Regions from separate parts of the Homo sapiens genome. Here region 1 is linked to region 2. Evidence: read pairs that join two places in POLR2A ChIA-PET (ENCODE). Cell type or tissue: OCI-LY7. All regions are shown on one strand. Each heading gives the region's core, and the rest is flanking DNA. Links, peaks and the distances in the headings are about the cores only.

Evidence for each region. Peaks named below come from ENCODE experiments on the same cell type or tissue, not always from the same donor. Only the 100,000 strongest peaks of a DNase experiment are listed, where the experiment ranks them.
Region 1: POLR2A ChIA-PET joins it to region 2 with 8 read pairs; 3 of 35 experiments call an interaction of 5 or more read pairs at or near these places.

The regions. Positions count from the first base shown.
Region 1 is chr3:16,423,081-16,425,889 of GRCh38, forward strand. The region is part of intron 3 of RFTN1 (raftlin, lipid raft linker 1); the gene reads right to left. Among named protein-coding and RNA genes, the nearest start is that of RFTN1, 89 kb to the right of the region's middle. In OCI-LY7, for the core only: no CTCF peak of the experiment used is centred there; a DNase peak (open chromatin) is centred at 1,456; H3K4me3 peaks cover 1,337 bases; H3K27ac peaks cover 2,500 bases.
Region 2 is chr3:16,531,723-16,534,531 of GRCh38, forward strand. No RefSeq gene overlaps it. Among named protein-coding and RNA genes, the nearest start is that of LINC00690, 3.2 kb to the right of the region's middle. In OCI-LY7, for the core only: no CTCF peak of the experiment used is centred there; no DNase peak of the experiment used is centred there.

The DNA.
Region 1 (2,809 bases), core at 40-2,539, 110 kb before region 2:
TGGCGAGAACCCAGGAGGCAGAGCTTGCAGTGAACCAAGATCACGCCACTGCACTCCAGCCTGGGTGACAGAGCGAGACTCTGTCTCAAAAAAAAAAAAAGTTAGACTCCCTGTCTTACTCCCTAACTAACCCACTGGTTCTCAAATCGGGGCAGTTTTGTCCTTCCACAGACATTAGGCAATGTCTGGAATCTGTCACAACTGCAGGGATGGGGGGTTTGCTGGTAGAATCTTGTGGGTAGACACCAGAGAGTCTACTAAATATCCTACAATGTACAGGACAGTCCCACACACAATTGTCTGATCCAAAATGTCAATAGTACCAAGGCTGAGAAATTCTATCCTTACCTACCTTAACCCTCACAGCTAAACAATTAAAGAGGAATGCTATTAGAAGACAGGTGCCAATGTGAAAACCGGTTTCTCCACTCATGAAACGTGTGGACACTGGCTTGGACAAGTACCACTCTGAGTCTCATTTCCTTCATCTTGGCTTAGGGGAATAAAGATAATATATATCATGAAGCAATGAACAAGGACTCCAGCCAGCCACAGCAGTAAATAAATGGTAGCTATGATGGCTATTATCAAAAATGAGAAATCATATGAAGAAGTACCTGCAAACACATAAATGTTCTTTACAAGAAAAGGGGGCATTATGTTCCTAAGAGATCCAGGTTGCTTGATGGAGTAATTTTGGAGACTTAAACTATAGCAATATATTACAAATTCCCCACGAACAGGAATCGTGTCCATCTCATTCTCTCTAACAAAGACTGCTACCTTAGCGGACCCAAAAGACACGTAATAAATACATTTTTATTTTGTTTTTAGGGAGCAGAGAGAAAATAACACACTGATAATCGTAGAACCATTATTTGCATATAATCATTTGGTGCAGAAACTGAAAAGACCCAGCCAGCCTGCTGAATGGGGCCATTTGGGGAGCTCTAAGTGGTTTGCAGTTGTAGCCCTATGTTCTGAAACCAGCTGGGGAATTAGCAAAGCTTCTGGTCCCACAGTGTAGCCATGGGGACTGGGGATGTTACAAAGCCCAGAAAATTCTCAGAATTCTCTGAGGATGTTTCTATAAGCTCTGGGGCCTCTGAGTTGAAAGATGATGTATTTCTGTGCCATGAGTCTCAAGATGGAACTTGAGTTCTATATTCACCACACACTCCCATTACCCACTCCAAACTTCGGACTGAGAAGTCGTTAATGACTTCTTCAGCCTCATTTTCCTAGACATAAAATGAGAAGTGGGGAATGAGGGAAGGTCATGGTATCTTTTGGTTACAAAACAGTGTATGTCTAAAACCTCTGCTGAAAGCACAGTAATGTTTTCGACAAATATTAACAACAGAAACAACCATCATGAGGACATAATGAGAATTAATTATAATACCGAAAACATACAGGAACAAAGCAAAGTGCTCTCAGACTCTCAGAAACAGGTGTTATGTGAATACAAGCTGCTAATTTGGTTTTTAAAGTCTTTGTAGCCATTTTAAGTTCCAACTCATGGTCGATGATAGGAAGTGAATGAAATGATGTATTCATATTTATAGCATATTTATCATATTTTCATATACTTATAGCATCTTTATAGCATTTACCTCTTTGTAAATGGTTCCATCTTTCAATCATTTAAAATATAAAATTTGGACAGATTTTAGAGACAATCATTATATAAAAATCTCATGAACATTTAAATCATTAATAATGTACTTATATACATCTAAACATTATATCTCACCTACTTCTGCATTCATATCTAAAAGTGTAAAACTCAATGACTAGTCTCATCCAGGACCCATCACTGGTAATGCCCATTATATCTTTTTCAGCTTGAAAAACACACAAAAAAAATCTAAGTTACTTCTGATTGACAAAGAGGAAAAAATGTCAATTTTCAATTCAACAGAGTTGAATAGGTAGACTATTCAATACAAGACTCCCACAAAGATTTAAAGTAAGACAATCTGAGTTCCTATATTTAATATGAGACAGACATATAAATAGAAAACTCCAACGCTTTAGTAAAATTATTTGCAACTAAATTACCTACACTTATGCATACGATTCTCAAAATCATGTCCCTGTAGTCTACCTTGCAATGCTACCAAATAAATCTTCCTAGAGAGTCAATTTTTACTTAAAGATTGTATGTACATGTGGGAAGAGGGGGCCTCTATTTTATTTAAAAACAAATACAGACATTTCATGGTACTGAAGTATTCACCCAAGTTTTAAGATTAACAGGAAATTTCAAAGAAATTCAGTGCTTGTGCATTTGTTTGGGTACCTGCTCACTGTTCTCTGTCATTTCAAAATAGTTCTGGGGAGAGGGTGGAAATCACTAGTGTGCTAATTCTCTCTCTCAGAAGAAACAAACAAACAAAAAATAAATAAAATGTGAGGAAAGACACAGGCCAATCAAGGGCAGCTATAGAACAGGAGTGGGGAAAATGAGCTCTCACACCAACCATGCACGTCTCCTTCTTGTTCTCTCCACCGGGGTAAAGGCCAATGCTTTGGAGGAAGAGAACAAGAGTAACTCGGCAAGCCATTTAGGAGTGTGGATTGGAAAAAATTCTTTCCCCCAAGAGAAGGTGGCTTTACGCTGGCATATGAGATTGAAAAGTGCAAACAAATAATTAACGGTGAATCCTGAAACTTCAACACACCAGAAAAGGGTGTCACTCCAGAGTGAGATGGGAAAATAAGAGGAATAAATTAAGGTAGTCTTGGTGATGCTGGACAGCTCCTCAGGGGGTACGGTGGCAGCCCGGAGAGCTAATCAAATCCT
Region 2 (2,809 bases), core at 30-2,529:
ACTACCTGATTCTAGACAGGCTTTTCAACGTAATAGGTTGAATTATTATGTCTTGTACATAAATTAAGACTTTACATTTTTATACTGCTATTTATAATGTATATAATGCAAATCCATGTAAACTATGGTTACTTTGGGTTTCTGCTTTCCTGAAGCCTCTACCATCTGCAGACAGCCTCTGATACCTAACAGAGCCAGATGCTTGTACTCATATTTGTCCAAAGTCTTGGACTCCCACCCCAAGCCCTAGCCTGGCCCCTCTCAACTTAGCAAAAATCCGTGAAGAGACCTTAAAGAGGAAGCCAGAGCTCACTGGGCAGGAACAGTCTCAGAAGGCTATTTGGCGGTGCTAGAAATAGAACAGAGCTTTGAAGGATGGGCTAGGCCAGAGGAGACAGAGAAGGGAGAGAGGCTATGGGGGTCAGCCCAGCATGCTTTGGGGCCACTGATTAGGCAGTCTCAGCTATGAGCACAAAGGGTTGGAGTAAATTTTTAGGGAAAATAATATTTCTGCATTCCCCGTGTCTAGGGATGTTTCCTTCAGACATCTGTTTTGGCTTCATTAGAAGGGACAGAGATGCTGTTTTCTATATTTTTGCATTGCCAGAGCTCAGCACAGTGACATATGGTAGAAATGCAATAAAAGTTCATTGAATGATTGAGTGAGTGGGTGAGTGAAAGCATTGCACAGGTTCACAAGATATTTGTCCTACTTAAGTGCTGATTTGTTTTCCAACATTTTATTATGAAAAATTTCAAACCCACTGAAAAATTAAAATCGTGGAGTGATCACACATACATTCTCCACCTAAATTCTAAATTTTACAGCTTATTGTGCAGGCTTTATCACGTATCTAGCCATCAGTTCAACCATCTATCTATCCATCCATTGTATTTTTTTATGCATTGCAAAGTTGCAGACATAAATATGCTTTACCTCTACTCATTTTAGCATGCACATCCTTAACTAGAGTCCAATATTTGTTGGCATTTCTGTTTTTCCTTGTTAAAATTTAAAAAATTTAATTATGGCCAAACAGACATAATATCAAACTTACCATCCTAACCATTTTCAAGTGTACAGTTCAGTAGCATTAAAAACATTCGCATTGCTGTGCAAACATCACCACCATCCATAGCTATAACTCTTTCATCTTGCAAAACTGAAGCTCCGTATTCATTAAACAATAACTCCCTCATTCCCCTCTCTTCCTAGCCCCTGGAAACAACCATTTTACTTTTTGTCTCTGAATTTGACTACTCTACATACTTCATATAAATGGAATAATACAGTATTTGTCCTTTTGTGACTGGCTTATTTCACTTTGTATGCGCTCCAGGTTCATTCATGTTGCAGCATGTGTCAGAATTCCCTTCCTTTTTAAGGCTAAATAATATTCCAGTATGTATATATTACACTTCGTTTATCCATTCATCTGTCATTGGACACAGGGTTGCTTCCACCTTTCGGCTATTGTGAATAATGCTTCTATGAACATGGGTGTACAAGTATCTGTTGAAATCTCTGTTTTTAATTTTTGGGGTATATACTCAGAAGTGGAATTGCTGGATGATATGATAATTCTATTTCTATTTTTTTGAGGAACTTCCATACTGTTTTCCATAGTGAATGCACAATTTTACATTACCACCAGTAATGCACGAGTTTAAATTTTTACACATCTTCCCAACATATGTTTTTTTTTTCATACTAGCCATCCTAATGGATGTGAAGTGGTGTCTTAGTACATTTTTGTGTTATTAGAAAGAGATATCTGAGGCTGTGTTCCATGGTGAGCAGGTCTATGCAAACCTACCCCCAAAGGCCAAGGAAGATGAAAGACCAAAGAAAGAAGCTGACAAATCCAATTTCTTAGAAAAAAAATATTTAACAGAGATTTATGAACAGAAGCATGTTTTGGGCAGCCATAAGACAAGATGGTGGATCCCCGCACTGTTATCCCCCAGGCCCAGGGCTTATATACCATAAGGAATTTGCCTAAGGACAGGGTTTATGGTAAATATGTGAAAATAGATATCTTAGAGGTATTCCCAGAACTGGGGTTAATAAGAAGTCATGGCAGATTAGCATCCGAGATGGAGTTGCTTTAGCCTTCACAGACTGGGTAATTTATAAAGAAAAGAGGTTTATTGGTTCATGGTTATGAAGGCTGCACAAGAAATATGGTACCAGCATCTGCTTCTGGCGAGAGCTTCAGGCTGCTTCCATTTGTGGCAGAAGATGGAGACAGCCTGTGTGTACAGAGATCACACGGCCAGAGAGGAGGAAAGAGGGACCGGGGGAGGTGCCAGCCTTTTTTGAACAACAGCTCTCATGGGAACTAATAGAGTGAGAACTCACTCATCCCCGTGCCTAGGGAATTAATCTATTTATGAGGAATCTGCCCCCCCCGACCCAAACACCTCTCATTAAGCCCTACCACACACTGAGGGTTAAATTTCAACACAACATTTGGGGAGGTCAAATTTCAACATGAGATTTGGAGGGGTCAAATTTCAACATGAGATTTGGAGGGGTCACATTTCAACATGAGATTTGGAGGGGTCACATTTCAACATGAGATTTGGAGGGGTCAAATTTCAACATGAGATTTGGAGGGGTCACATTTCAACATGAGATTTGGAGGAGTGAAATTTCAACATGAGATTTGGAGGAGTGAAATTTCAGCATGAGATTTGGAAGGGTCAAACAAGCCCAACTATAGCAGGTGGTATCTCATTGTGGTGTTGATGTGCATTTCCCTAATGATTACTGATGTTGAGCACCTTCTTATGTGCCTTTTGGCCA